Regions from separate parts of the Homo sapiens genome. Here all the other regions are linked to region 2. The links are chromatin contacts, found by Hi-C or POLR2A ChIA-PET in ENCODE. All regions are on one chromosome and are shown on one strand. The core of a region is the stretch at or near the end of the contact, and the rest is flanking DNA. Distances in the headings are between cores, read along the strand shown.

What was found. A loop is a pair of places that touch in the nucleus more often than their neighbours do. ChIA-PET counts read pairs that join two places held with the same protein, here RNA polymerase II (POLR2A). Pooled maps may share reads with other maps.
Region 1: a map of naive thymus-derived CD4-positive, alpha-beta T cell shows a loop between it and region 2 (18-fold over the local background). The contact joins the enhancer-like site here to the promoter of ABT1 in region 2. A Hi-C loop is called at or near these places in 3 of 168 maps with a recorded cell type or tissue (breast epithelium, endothelial cell of umbilical vein and naive thymus-derived CD4-positive, alpha-beta T cell) and 8 of 50 pooled maps.
Region 3: a loop to region 2 is called in a map of naive thymus-derived CD4-positive, alpha-beta T cell, with 4 times the contacts of the local background. The contact joins the promoter of ZNF165 here to the promoter of ABT1 in region 2. A Hi-C loop is called at or near these places in 1 of 168 maps with a recorded cell type or tissue (naive thymus-derived CD4-positive, alpha-beta T cell) and 12 of 50 pooled maps. POLR2A ChIA-PET finds 5 or more read pairs at or near these places in 1 of 52 experiments (activated T-cell).

Annotation. Positions count from the first base shown.
Region 1 is chr6:27,735,176-27,740,061 of GRCh38, forward strand. It overlaps the pseudogene GPR89P. Among named protein-coding and RNA genes, the nearest start is that of TRT-AGT4-1, 11 kb to the left of the region's middle. RefSeq lists enhancers at 2,399-3,598, 3,062-3,181, 3,192-3,531. Within about 2 kb of position 3,301, at least 8 of the 41 ENCODE cell types and tissues checked have a DNase peak (open chromatin) inside an H3K27ac peak, as active enhancers do.
Region 2 is chr6:26,593,886-26,598,411 of GRCh38, forward strand. ABT1 (activator of basal transcription 1) reads left to right here and starts at 3,068. Exons shown (of 3, transcript NM_013375.4): 1 at 3,068-3,338; 2 at 4,029-4,225; 3 at 4,380-4,526. The coding sequence starts at 3,098. TRY-GTA6-1 (tRNA-Tyr (anticodon GTA) 6-1) reads left to right here and starts at 989; the gene lies at 989-1,077. RefSeq lists enhancers at 1,950-2,099, 2,200-2,359, 2,917-3,356.
Region 3 is chr6:28,077,287-28,082,108 of GRCh38, forward strand. It overlaps ZNF165 (zinc finger protein 165), which reads left to right and starts at 3,282. Exons shown (of 4, transcript NM_001376491.1): 1 at 3,282-3,684. RefSeq lists enhancers at 2,738-2,807, 3,608-3,727.

The DNA.
Region 1 (4,886 bases), core at 2,051-4,550, 1.1 Mb after region 2:
ATCCTCCTGCCTCTGCCTCCCAAAGTGTTGGGATTATAGGCATGAGCCACAGAGCCAGCTGGGATGCTTTTTATTTCACTTTCTTGCCTACTTTCTGTGGCTAGAACTGCCAACACTATGCTGAATAGAGTGGTGAATGTGGGCATTTTTGTCTTTTACTGATCTTGGAAAAAAAGTTTTCAGTCTTTCACTATTTTTTTTTTTTAATTGAGACGGTGTCTCACTCTGTCGCCCAGGCTGGAGTACAGTGGTGAGATCTCAGCTCACTGCAACCTCTGCCTCCCAGGTTCAAGTGATTCCCGTGCCTCAGCCTCCTGAGTAGCTGGGACTACAGGCGCACGCCATGCCCGGCTAATTTTTTTGTATTTTCAGTAGAGATGGGGTTTTGCCATGTTGTCCAGGCTGGTTTCAATTCCTGACCTCAGGTGATCCGCCTGCTTCCGCCTCCCAAAGTGCTGGGATTACAGGCGCGAGCCACCGCGCCTGGCCAGCCTTTCACTATTGAATATGATGTTAGTTGAAGGTTAATCATAAGTAGCCTTTATGATGTTAAGGAAGTTTTCTTCTATTTCTAGTTCATTGGGTAGGTTTTTTTGTTTGTTTGTTTTTCACGAAAGGGTGTGGGATTTTGTCAAATGCTTTTTCTGTATCAATGGAGATGATTATGTAATTTTTTTCCATTCTGTTAATGTGGTATATATTACATTGACTGATATTTGTATGTTGAATTATCCTCACATTCCAGGAATAAATCTTACTTTTTCGTAGTGTATAATCTTCTTAACATATTGCTAACCAGGCATGGTGGCTCATGCCTGTAATCCCAGCACTTTGGGAGGCCAAAGCAGAGGATTGCCTGAGCTCAGGAGTTCACGACCAGCCTGGGCAACACAGTGAAACCCCGTCTCTACTAAAATACAAAAAATTAGCTGGGTGTGGCGGCGTGTGCCTTTAGTCCCAGCTACTCGGGAGGCCGAGGCAGGAGAATTGCTTGAATCTGGGAGGTGGAGGTTGTAGTAAGCTGAGCTCACGCCACTACACTCCAGCCTGGTTGGTAGAGCAAGACTCCATCTCAAAAAACAAAAACAAAAACAAACCCAAAACATATTGCTAACTTTAGTTTGCTAGTAATTTGTGGATACATTTTTGTATCGTACTGCTTCAGTATCCTTACTAGTTATAGGTCTATTCACATTTTTTATTTCTTTTTAATTAAATTTTAATAGATTGTTTCTAGGAGCTTATCCACTTCATCTAGGTTATCCAATTTGCTGGCATACAATTCTTCACAATATTCTTTTATAATCCTTTTGATTTCTGTAAATTCGTAATGTTTCTTCTTTTCCTTCCTTCCTTCCTTTCTTTCCTTCTTTCCTTTTCTTCCTGTTTATTCTTTTCATTACAATCTCTGATTTTCATGACAGTCAATCTCAAGGGAAAGCTATGACCACCTCCATGTGAACCTGAAAATGGATATCCTATGTGTTTGGCCCAGCTACCATAGACATCTCTTGCCCCAGAGTTCCGGTGTATTTTTCCCTCTTAGTTTTTCGGTTCCTCTCCGCCATTGCACCAGCCTCAGGTCCACATAGGATGCTCTCTGCTGAGTATTGCCTTGAGTTACTGCTCTCTCTCATGTTCTAGCTGATGCTACTCGTGATCACAGTATCACCTGAGTAGGAAAGAGGATGCTAGAGGTAAAAAATGCTACCACAGCATTTTGTTTGTTTATAAAATGTTAGACCCTGGTCCCCTCCATTTTTTTCCCCTTTCATATCTAAATTTTGAGACCACTGGCCTCTAACAGTCTGTAGTAGCCCTAAGTTCAAGGTGTCATATGCTTCTCTGGTGCCTGTTAGTGAGCCAAATAGAGAAACACTATGCTAGAGAGACTGCTGACCAGGAAGATCACATCAAACCAATGGTAACAGAAATTGAACTGCAGTTCTCCAAGGACTTCGGTAATTATGGTGCATATTCTAGAGGCATACTCATTCAGATTAGAAGCGCAGAGGAGACAAAGTACATGCCCATTATCTGTGCTAATAGCAGGACATTGACACTGGAGGACTTACTGCTAGAGATGGCATAAAAGAACGTGGTATGAGCAATCCTCTGATGGATGTGGCGATGATTATTCCAACAAGAATGGAGGAAATGTGTTGGGACCAAAATTTCACATCACACTGGATTCCCAGATAATTCACAGTGATCTCAACGCCTCTTGTGACAGGATCCATTTTCCCAACTCGATCAAAAGCAATGTTGATGGTGCCATGAAAATTTTTCAAACACAGTAAATAGAGAAAAAGTAACCCAGAAAATTGAAATATTTCCTTTTGAAGGTTTTGGAGTATTCTGTTCTCTCCTTGGTAGCGTACAGATCAGCTGTTTTCAGAAAAAGCTGCCTGCTTAGTTCTTCCAAAGCATCCACTTCCTGTTGAGTAAGTGGTAATACTTTCTATCATTCCCCAGAATCCTGATGGTTTGTTATGCACCTCCCCTTTCTGGAACATCGTTCTCTGTGCCATTGCCATCCTTTTCTTTGTGGTTATGATCATATCCATGGTTTGGAGCAGTCGCTGTTCCAGGGCTAGAATATCTGTGTCAGTCACATTCCTGAGGAAATAAGACATCAAAGTGTATGTGCAGTAGACGGCACCAAATCCAGAAAGGAGGGCCATGAGAGTAACTCCAATCACACCAACCCAGCTGATGAGCTGTTCTATGGATAAGATCCCATGTTTTGGGCTGAGAATGGGAAAGGAATCTCCTAGTTTCCAGAAAAAACAGATAAAGGTCAACCACAAGAGACAGGAAAAAAGCAGTCGTTGTTTATGCACTAAGACAGAGGAGACAAAAGTAGTCGGATGTTGCTCACAATAAAATAGCCAGTTTAAAAACGCACCATGAAAACCAGAATCAGCAGAATTACACCTAGGTTCAATTTCCAGTAAAAATAACGACAGCTGCTACTCAATACTCCAAAGATTTCAAAGATGATGAGCTCAAACATAGTGCAAGAAAATGCAAACGTCACAGAGAAGATCACCTGTACAACATACTGACGCACCTCATAGTTCTTAAACAATTGGCACATGAAGAAAAGCCACCCAAATTAAAAAAAAATAGTATCTGGGAGGTAATCACGATGCTGGAATCAATCAGGAAGCCTATGGTGAAGTGTAGGGAGGGCTCCTGCCTCCATTTCCCACTTCCAAGGCCGCGGCACGCTGGGGCCACCGGCCTCTCACACAGGCGGCCTTCGCCCAGGTGCAGCCGTAGGGACTGCGGCTCGTCAGCCTGACGCCATCAAGCTGCGCCCCAGCCAGCCAGTCAATGGCTGTGTCCAGAGCTTCCCGCCTCGGGCTCAGCGTAGGTGGAGCGGACGCCTCCACTTTCATTTCTGATTTTAGTCTTCTGCGTCTCCTCTCTTGTTTATTTGTTTGTTTGTTTTTTGAGACAGAGTCTCACTCTATTGCCCAGACTTCGGTGGTGCCATTTCGGCTCACTGCAACCTCCGCCTCCTGGGTTCAGACGATTCTCCTGCCTCAGTCTCCTGAGTAGCTGGGATTACAGGCGCCGCCACAACGCTAGGCTAACTTTTGTATTTTTAGTAGAGACGGGGCTCTCGCCATGTTGGCCAGGCTGGTCTCGAACTCCTGACCTCAGGTGATCTGCCCACTTCGGCCTCCGAAAGTGCTACAGTTACAGGCATGAGCCACCGCGCCCGGCCCGCTCTTCTTTTTTCTTGGTTCATTTAGCTAAATGTTTGTCAATTTTGGTGAACTTTTCAAAGAACCAACTTTTGGTTTCATTGATTTTCTATATTGTTTCCAGCCTGTCCTTTCCGATGGCTTGCCTTTTCTGACAGCCTGCCCTATGGATTTAGCAATTACTAGCCAGGTTCACAGTTGCATAAGCCAATTCCTTAAAAAAAAATCAACCTCTCACATATAAATATTCATCTGGATGATTCTCCACAAACCGAATAAACCCCGCCTACCAGCATGCAGCTCAAGAGCACCCTAAGTTCCTTTCCAATCACTATGCGGAGGGAACCACTATTGCGACTCGCCCCACACCCACCGGCGAGAAGGCAGGGTCTTGCTTTGTAGTCCAGGCTGGAGGGCAGGGCGTAATCAGCTCACTTGAACTCCTGGGCTAAAGTGATCCTCCCTCCTCAGCATAAGCGACTAAAGGCTGGCTAATTTTTAAATTTTTTTTTGTAGAGACGGTGTCTTAATTATGTTGCCAGGGCTAGCTTCTAACTCCTGGCTCAAGTGATCCATCCGCTTCAACCAACTAAAGTGCTGGGATTGCAGGCGTGAGACACTGCGCACCGGATCACTGAAGCTGGACTGTATAGACATAGCTCCTTTTTTTTTTTTTTTTTTTTTTTTTTTTGAGACAGAGTTTCCCTCTTTGTTGCCCAGGTTGGAGTGCAGTGGCGCGATCACGGCTCACTGCTGCCTCCGCCTCCCGGGCTCAAGCGATTCTCCTGTCTCAGCCTCCGGAGTAGCTGGGATTACAGGCGCCTGCCACCACGCCCGGCTAATGTTTGTATTTGTAGCAGAGATGGGGTTTCACCATCTTGGCCAGGCTGGTCTTGAACTCCTGACTGCGTGATCCACCCGCCTCGGACTTCCAAAGTGCTGGGATTACAGGCGTGAGCCACCGCACCCGGCCTGAGACCTGGGAATTTTAGGAGAATCATTGGGTTGAACAAAAATTAGACACAGGCTGGGTGCGGTGGCTCATGCTGTAATCCCAGCACTTGGGAGGCTGAGGCAGGAGAATCGCTTGAACCCGGGAGGTGGAGGTTGCAGTGAGCCGAGATTGTGCCATTGCACTCCAGCCTAGGGGACAAGAGCCAGACTCCGTCT
Region 2 (4,526 bases), core at 1,818-4,317:
AGCCGGGCGTGGTGGCGGGCATCTGTAATTCCAGCTACTCCGGGAGGCTGAGGCAGGAGAATTGCTTGAACCCGGAAGGCGGAGGTTGCAGTGAGCCGAGATTGCGCCATTGCACTCCAGCCTGGGCGACAGAGCCAGACTCCAACTCAAAAACAAACAAACAAACACCTTTGTCTTCCTTTACCTCCCTGAATATACATAGTTTCCTATGGCACTCGTATTTTCATTGCAATGCTCTATTCCCAAATAAACATCATTTTCTTTCAGAGAGCTTCTCTTTGTTATTTAGGTTGACACCTGTAAATAGAATGCTATATTTCTTTTTTAAATTGTAGGGGGAGAGAGAAGTGTTGTGTTTCATTTACTTGTCCCATTACAATTGTGCAATATCATATGAGCCGCTCAATTCCTAAACATATGTACACACACAACGCACTTCTGTTTTGTGTCTCGAACACAAATTACAAATTATACAAATTGTGTAATTTTCCTTGCCCTTCAGAAAGGAGAATCTCAATGTTTCCGAAATGAACTGGGCAGTAACTTCGCTTCAAGGCGGTAGGTCCCCCCTCTTCAACCCAGTTGTCTAAAATAACCTTGTCTTTATTATTTACTTCCTATAGAGAGAGGAGGTGCTAAGCGGACAGGACAGCTGGACAACACGCGCAATAAGGGCAATGGTCCTATCTATTCTAAGGGAGGAGGACATGGAATATTGGTGTGGTTTTGTTTATTTTTTATTTTTTTGGACCTATGTGAAACATTTTTACAGTAAAACCCACAAATTTTAAATGTTCAAGAGAATTGTTCATATACTTGTATAGTCAGTATCCCTACTCAGATAAGAACATTTTAGAACATTTTGGAACATTTCTAATATCCTAGAAAATTTCCTCACGTTTCCCTATATTTTCAAAATGAACAAGAATACAGGATAGTCAAAAGCAATAGGTAAATCCTAAAGAATCCAAAACGAGGGTAATGACATCCTTCGATAGCTCAGCTGGTAGAGCGGAGGACTGTAGGGGTTTGAATGTGGTCATCCTTAGGTCGCTGGTTCGAATCCGGCTCGGAGGAGTTCCATTTTTAAAAGTGTCTCTTCTGGGCCTGAAATAAGGAAACTTGGAGAACGCATGTGCAGCTTGCTTATTCAGGAATTTGTAAGACGCTCAGAGAAGGAAAATAATCCACCCTGAAAATTGCTAACAAGGGTTGCTTCACAGACAGTTGAGTGGGACTCGATTTTCACCAAGTTGAGAAGGGATCATGAGGAATGTGGGGAACGGGAAGAACACGCTGCCCCAAGGCTTCATTTTTTTTTTTTTGTCGGTTTCACGGTCCTTTAGCACCCCCTGTTATATTGATACTTGGTGTGAATAAACATTTTATTAATGATAATTTCAAATATATACAAAGTAGAGAAAATAGCTAATAGCTACCATTAGCCACCACACTGGCACAACTTACCGACACTCTTGCATCCATCATGCCCCTCCCCTAGCTCCAGATCTTTTAAAGCCACCCCAACACGTGTTCTCATTTCATTAACTGTACTGTGTTTTGAAGATGTCAGTGTTTATAATTAAATAGCAGTAGACGGAGTTTATCGCTCTCATCGTACCCCGCTCCTCTTCAAAAAAGGAGCAGTGGACACCTACCTGACAGAAAGTTCTCTTCAATAAAGTTAATGAAACAGGCGTGTTTGAATTCGAGAAGTCTATTATTAGACTTTTAGACACTCCATGAAAGAGTGCAGGGCCCTGTTACTTTAGAAATATACTTGGGGACTGGCAAAAACTGTCATCTCTGATTTTAATAGTGGACACATTTACTCCCTGCTTCCATTCTCTGGGCTACTCTGCGCTCTTGGAGCGAGATGGGAAATTTTGTCAGGCCGCAGCAAGGACGGATTTATGTTGATAGTCATCAAACTCGCCCCGGGCTGCTTCCAGAAAGCTAACCGGATTACTTGTACGCGGTTCCCAGCACTGTCCTTTGCAGTCAGCTTGTCGCTGGCGCCGATGGGAAGAACTGAAACGCCTCAAGGGTGGGGACGGCGCCCCCTGCTGGTCGCGCCCTCGGGCGACGATAAGAGACTGAGGACCCGAGCCCGCGCGGGGAAAACTGCCCTGAGCTTGGCTTAGGGATGGTCCGCAGGCCGCCTGGTGGGAGCAGGACCGCCGTGGCCCGGTCCGTTCTGCGGTTGCGTAGGTCATAGAAGGAAAAGTGGTTTGTGATCTGATAGGGAATCTGAGGACAGACCCAGGGAGAGCAGAAATAAGCGCGCCGCCGGGGGGTCGCCAGAATTGGAGGCTTGTGCGCCTCTGACAAGTATTTGCAACATAAGTATGCATATGGATAATGTATCAATACACACGTGTAATAGATGCCAAACAAATTCTTCAAATAATTGTCACACATTTAAATTTTCAGACATTCACAAAATCAAATGTAAAATATTAAACTGAAAGTTCACAACTTAAATTTTCAAAAATTAAATCTAATTAAATTTCCAAAGTTGAACTGTTTTCAAAATTAAATTTTAAAATATTCAAAATTCCGAGGTAAATTTCCAGAAATAGTTAAAACCTCAAAACTCAAAATTTTTAAATGAAATTTATAAACTTTAAAAGGTGAGTCATTCCTCAGCTGGAATCGCACCCGGGGCCCTTGAATAAAATGCTATTTTGATCGCTAGAACACATAGAAACTTCTCTAAAATTGTTCTGCAAAATTCCCTAAAAAGCCGGCATCAACCCGCCTTTTAGCGTCTCGACAAGGCGTTCTATAGGGTAGGTTATATTTGGGGATCTGCCTTTTCTGGTTCTGCCTGTCCTGAGTTGGAGATCTGACCGGGAATCTGAGCCTAACCCAAGTTTCCCATCCCGCTTCCACGCTCTGAATCAGGCTTCCGACCTGACACACCACTTCCTCCCTCTCCCCTCGGCCTTCCCCTGGACCCGACTGTATTGCCCAATCATTTCCTTTCATTTGTCATCACCACCTTGGACCCGCCCCCTCGTCTCAGGCCGTCGCACGCGTTTTGCGTCAGTTGGCAAGGCACTTTACGGCCGTCGTGCCGCTCGTGTCAGTCAACATGGAGGCAGAGGAATCGGAGAAGGCCGCAACGGAGCAAGAGCCGCTGGAAGGGACAGAACAGACACTAGATGCGGAGGAGGAGCAGGAGGAATCCGAAGAAGCGGCCTGTGGCAGCAAGAAACGGGTAGTGCCAGGTATTGTGTACCTGGGCCATATCCCGCCGCGCTTCCGGCCCCTGCACGTCCGCAACCTTCTCAGCGCCTATGGCGAGGTCGGACGCGTCTTCTTTCAGGCTGAGGGTAAGTATGCAGGCCCTGACGGTGACAGGAGGAGGTTGTCGCTCGCTGGCGGGGTGCAAGCATGCATGTCCTGTTGCTTCGCTGCGCGAGGCTGAGGCACGAGTTGCTGGATTTTGGGGGTGGGGAGTGCGGTGCTTGGCTCCTGGCTGGTGAATCAGTCTGTGAGGATGCTGGGGTGGGCGGGCGGAGGGGATATGGGGAGAGTGGGTAGCGCAGTGTGTCTGGTGGTTCTTTAGTTCTCGGATTGTTACTATTTGTGTTCTTATCCCGGCTCTGTTCACCTCTCTTTCCGGACCTGTTTACTGGTTTGTTACATGAATACAACCTGAGTAAAAGTCTCGTCAGCTTTTCTACAAAACTGAACATAACTCTTTAGCATTGCTGCCTAGGTCAAGAAACTATTTGATCAACCGCCCCTCTTCTTTCCACCCTCAATTTTACATTGAGGCTGAGGACTTGTGCCGGTTTTAAGCAGCGTTCAGGGCTGGCCAGATTAAGGAGTGGACAATTAAGGAAAGAATTGAGTTAGCTAGAGGAAAGGGTGCGATTTACAGTTCCCTTCCTCCTGGGCAAAAACTCTTCAGGTGGGACTCCCACTGGCAGATGTGAAGAACGTTGCGGGCAGTGGGAGGTGCTTTTGAGTGAGTGCTGCATAGGCGTCCTGGACGGGTCTTTGTCTTTGGCGCGCAGACCGGTTCGTGAGACGCAAGAAGAAGGCAGCAGCAGCTGCCGGAGGAAAAAAGCGGTCCTACACCAAGGACTACACCGAGGGATGGGTGGAGTTCCGTGACAAGCGCATAGCCAAGCGCGTGGCGGCCAGTCTACACAACACGCCTATGGGTGCCCGCAGGCGCAGCCCCTTCCGTTATGATCTTTGGAACCTCAAGGTGAGAAGATAGATCTTTCTGCCACACCTCTCACCCTCCCTTCTCCCCAACTCTGGCCCAAGTATCCCCATGGCCTCTCATTGGCCTTGTCCCCTTGTCTCATCTTTCTCCCTAATCTGCACTATCCTGATCTTTTCTTCTTTTCTGCCCACAGTACTTGCACCGTTTCACCTGGTCCCACCTCAGCGAGCACCTCGCCTTTGAGCGCCAGGTGCGCAGGCAGCGCTTGAGAGCGGAGGTTGCTCAAGCCAAGCGTGAGACCGACTTCTATCTTCAAAGTGTGGAACGGGGACAACGCTTT
Region 3 (4,822 bases), core at 2,032-4,531, 1.5 Mb after region 2:
CCTAGTACCTAGATTTCCTCCCAATTGCCCAATGCCAACACACCATTATCCTTAAGGTCACAGATTGATTTGTCACAAACAGTCTTGTAGGCCAGGAATATACTGAATTGCCCCAGATGGCACCCAGTGGCTCTCTGCTACTAACCTCCAGCCCTGGCTTCCCCTGGGGTGGCTTGGATGACTCCAGAATCTCTGGCACCATTCCTGTATCCCTCAATGAGTCCATCTGGAGAGGTCAGTGGAGTAGACCTGTTTTTTCTTGGTGGGATTACTTATTGACTATATTTGTGCCTCCAGGAGGTTCTTCTGATACTGTGTAGAAGCTGGAAGCCCTTCAGAGATTTGTCTCCACAGCTTTGAACAACACCAAACATGGTATGGAGGCCTTGAACATTGAAACAGCTGCAGTGAAAAAAGTGGTCTACAAAACCAAATGGCCCTAGAGATGCTGACATCTGTGCAAGGGGGAACCTGTGCCCTTTACAAAAGTGAACATTGTGTGTATATTCTAGACAAAGAAGCTGAAGTTAATCAATCCGTCCTTCACTCACGAAAGCAATTACAGCTTACTGACCACATAGGGTATGCCTGGTGGTCTACACAAAGTCATGTTTTCCAGGATGGGGTCCTTGGTGGAAAGCTCTGCTAGGAAGCCTTTTGGAAAATGTGATTTTAGATTTTGTCAGGTGCACTTGTATTTACTGTTAGTGTAGGTTTTGTTTGCAGTGTTTCATAAAGCCAGGGGAAAGAAATTGCCGATGATCCCACCCTTTCTGACCAGCTCAGGGAACATATAGGAAGAGATGGGCATGTGAGATTGTAAGAGCCAGTCAGGAAAATGGATTGCAGGATCTCTGACTGGAAATCACAGAGCCTTGACTATTCTGTGACTGAAAATCAGAGTGCCTTGACCTCTCTGTGACCTAGCCAGCTGCAGATTTTTTCCCAGCATGCTTGAACCCAAACTTGGGTCTTGAACATTCCCAGGCACTGATAAAGGTATCTAAGTTGTCACTGAAAACAGTGAAAGAAACTAGCTCTGGCCCTGAGCCAAATTCTTTAAACCCTTATATAAACTCCATACCCTGACCCCCTCACTGCAGACATATCTAGGTAGAATGTCCCTTTTCTCTCACCACCCATGGGGAGGATTCCTGCAACACTATGTAAGTTCCCTTAATAAATGCTTTGGACAGATCACCTTGGCACATAGTGCTCCTTTCTTTGGAATCCCAACCAGCCCCAACTAGGACGGTTTTGGGCACTCCCTTGTGTGAACTCCCCTGCCACCACTTTTGGGGGACAAAACAGTACATATCTAATAGAATCATCTTGTTAAAAAGCAAGGGAACAACAAATACAAAATTTGTGATAGTGTTTCCTCGGATGAGAGGTAGTATAGAGAGGGACTAGAAAAAGAGTAGTATTAAATCTAAGTTGTTGTCAATCTACAGTTCTTATAGACTAGGTAATGGATTAAAAAATGTTCACACTTTAAGGCCATGCATGGACCAATGACAGCCAGTGGTTTTAATTAATACCATTTTGAATATCTGAGTTCCACTGGGGTAAGGGGATGAATCAAACAAGGCCTCAGAAGAAAAGTTGTCTGGGAATGCAGGAAGGTTTTGCAGAGGAGATGAAGTTTCAGTTGCAACCCTGCTGCGTGGGCTTCAATTTCACCACCTGAGATTTAAATAGAGGCAGGAGTCACTCAGGCTAGAATGCAGTGGTGCAATCACAGCTCACTATTGCAGCCACCACCTCCTGGGCTCAGGCGATCCTCCCACCTCAGCCTCCCGAGTAGCTGGGAGTACAAGTGCATTCCACAACCCCCGACTAATTTTTTTTTTTTTTAATTTTTGTAGAGACGAGGTCCCAACTATGTTGCCCAGGCTGGTCTCGAACTCCTGAGTTCAATTAATCCTCCTGCCTTTGCCTCCCAAAGCGGGGAATTAGAAAAGTGAGCCAACACGCCCGGCCCACTAGTGTTAAAAAATAAAAACAAAAGCAATAATCTGACAGATAGAGCCAGGGAGGGCTATGAAGAGACACTTCTCAGGCTTGTATGCCTCATAAGAAAACTATCACATATGACTGCAAAACCCATCTTACACCAAAAATACCTCTGCAAGGACATCCGCCCAGCAACTGTTTGTCTAACCTCAGACTGGTGTCATCCTCGTTACCGATCTTTGTAGTCAAGAATAATGATTTCAAAACAATTAAATAATCCTCCCCATTCTTCCTTTAAAAACCTTTGTCTTCCTTTACCTCCCTGAATAGAAACATAGTTTACTCTGGCACGTCTATTCTTATTGCAATTTCCTATTCCCGAATAAACTTTTTTTTTTTTTTTTGAGATGGATCCTTGCTCTGTCGCCCAGGCTGGAGTGCAGTGGCGTGATCTCAGCTCACTGCAACCTTCACCTCCTGGGTTCAAGCGATTCTTCTGTCTTAGCCTCCCAAGTAGCTGGGACTACAGGCGCCCACCACCACACCCAGCTAATTTTTATATTTTTAGTACAGACGGGGTTTCACCATGTTGGCCAGGCTGGCCTTGAACTCCTTGTTAAATACAGTGAGTTCTAAATTTCTCTTCAAAGAATCAGTATGTCAGTATGTTCAATTCTTTGTTCTCCATTTTAAACTTTAACTTCCTCATTTTCCTCGTCTCCTTGCCTCTAGTTTCAGTAAACAACCTTTTCCACCAGTTCTAATCAGTAGTTCACATCTGTTCCCCTGGTGACCTGCTCCGTCCTGAGTCACCCCTGGTCACCTGCTCTGACCTGAGTCACCTTTAGTCACCTGTTCCGTAACCGTCCTTCCCACTGAAACTGCTCACCCTACCACTCCGGCTCATACCCCTGCTCTCTTTAAAATAGCCAATCGGAATTAACTTAGACTGTGCGGTCCAACCCTAGCCAGTAGGGGAACGACACAGCACTAGGGACTACCTGCGTCAGGGATAAGAACCCCTTCCCCTCCCTTGTTCAGGTGTGCTCTCGCCATTGCTCCATCCGTGAGACGCACCCTTCTATAGAAGTAAATTGCTTTGCTGAGAAAATGTGTGCTCGAGTGTGTATCTTTTTCTTCTTCTTCTTTTTCTGAGACTGAGTCTCACTCTGTCACCCAAGCTGGAGTGCAGTGGCGCGGTCTCGGCTCACTGCAAGCTCCGCCTCCCGGGTTCAAGCGATTCTCCTGCCTCAGCCTCCCGAGCACCTGGAACTACAGGCGCGTGCCACCACGCCCGGCAATTTTTTTTTTTTTTTTTTTTTTTGTATTTTTAGTAGACACAGGGTGTCACCGCGTAAACCAGGATAGTCTCGATCTCCTGACCTCGTGATCCGCCCGTCTCGGCCTCCCAAAGTGCTGGGACTGCAGGCGTGAGCCACCGCGCCCGGCCAACGTCATTTTCTTTTCAGGAGTCCCTTCTGTTATTTAGCAAGACACACTACTACAATGGAGAAAAAAGATGCCCCCTCCTTCAAGCCCTGAGATCTTCAGGACTTTGGCGAAAAGTCTGCGCCCGAAGAGACCCAGGAAGGATTCTTGGAATTGTAGTCCAAAGGCATCCCGCCTTCTGCGCAGACTCACAAGTCCCTGTGGACGGAATTCTTGAAGTGTAGCGCCGCTCAGTCCTTCCACCGGAAGTGTCCGATCGGAATCAGCCCTGTCCGAGAGGTGAGTCCGGGTTTGGGGATCCAGATGTCCAGCCCCGTGTCCCCCTCCAAACATCCAGTCCCTCTCATATTGCCTTTGAAATTAGCAGCCTCTGGGTGACCAGACCTTGGCCCTCAGAGGAATCCCGGAGAAAGGTAGAACCAGCTTCGGCGTTGGGAACGCAGGCGCGCTTACGCATTTAGTGAGGGTTTGGCGGTCTCCATAGTTACCGCCGCCGCGCGTGACGTCATAGTGGAGCGCTGAGGGCTTGGTGGCGTGGGGTGGGGGCTGTCCTACTGATCCTGAATTTGGGGTCACTGGTAAGAGGAGTTGCCCATTCCAGCCAGGTGGAACGGGGAGGGGTGCCACATGTCTCAGATCTGCCATTGTCTGCGAAAAGAAACTGCTGCGAGGACCATCCCCAATCCCCTGCTTCCCTTGGGAAGAGTAACCGCCGTTTTGTAGGACACTTGGGGACAACCCCGCTTGTCCTGAAATTTATTGACACGGTAAATAGTATTTCCTGTGTGCCGAGGATGCAGTTAAACCAACACTGACCCCCTGCCCTTGAGAAACACAAGGTACTATGGGAGCCTTTACCAGCATGCCCCTTGAAGTCTCTGTTCTGCTTTGTGGTCTCTACCGGATTTCCCCTGACTGTCTCCCTCTCCACCAACAAAACTCTCACCCGTCTTCCCCTCCCGCAACATGCCCACCAAGACATGTTCATCCATCAGGAGCCCTGCTCTTTAACCTCCAACTTTCTCATCATAATTAATTACTCGTTCCTCTCTGTTCTCCTAGCGTTTCTTCACACATCTGCTTACCCATTTTTGTAAGTCCTCCTAACACAATATTATAAGGCACTAGATGCTCAATCAATATTTATTAGTTTAAAGCTACCAGCTTTAGGGGGACTCGGTTTTAAATAGATGAGAAGTGATAAAACACCTGGAGATAGTACTGTCAGCTGAGATAACATGTCATAGAACCAGCTGCTCAGCATAATTGAAATTTCATTCGGATTATATGGGCCTACTTTACACCCATCTTACTATGGTAAATGAGATCATGCTCATTAAGCATTAGGACACTACTTGGTTAGCGCATCTAGGAAACATAACCAGAAATATCAAAGAAATGGCCCAGTAAAATATAA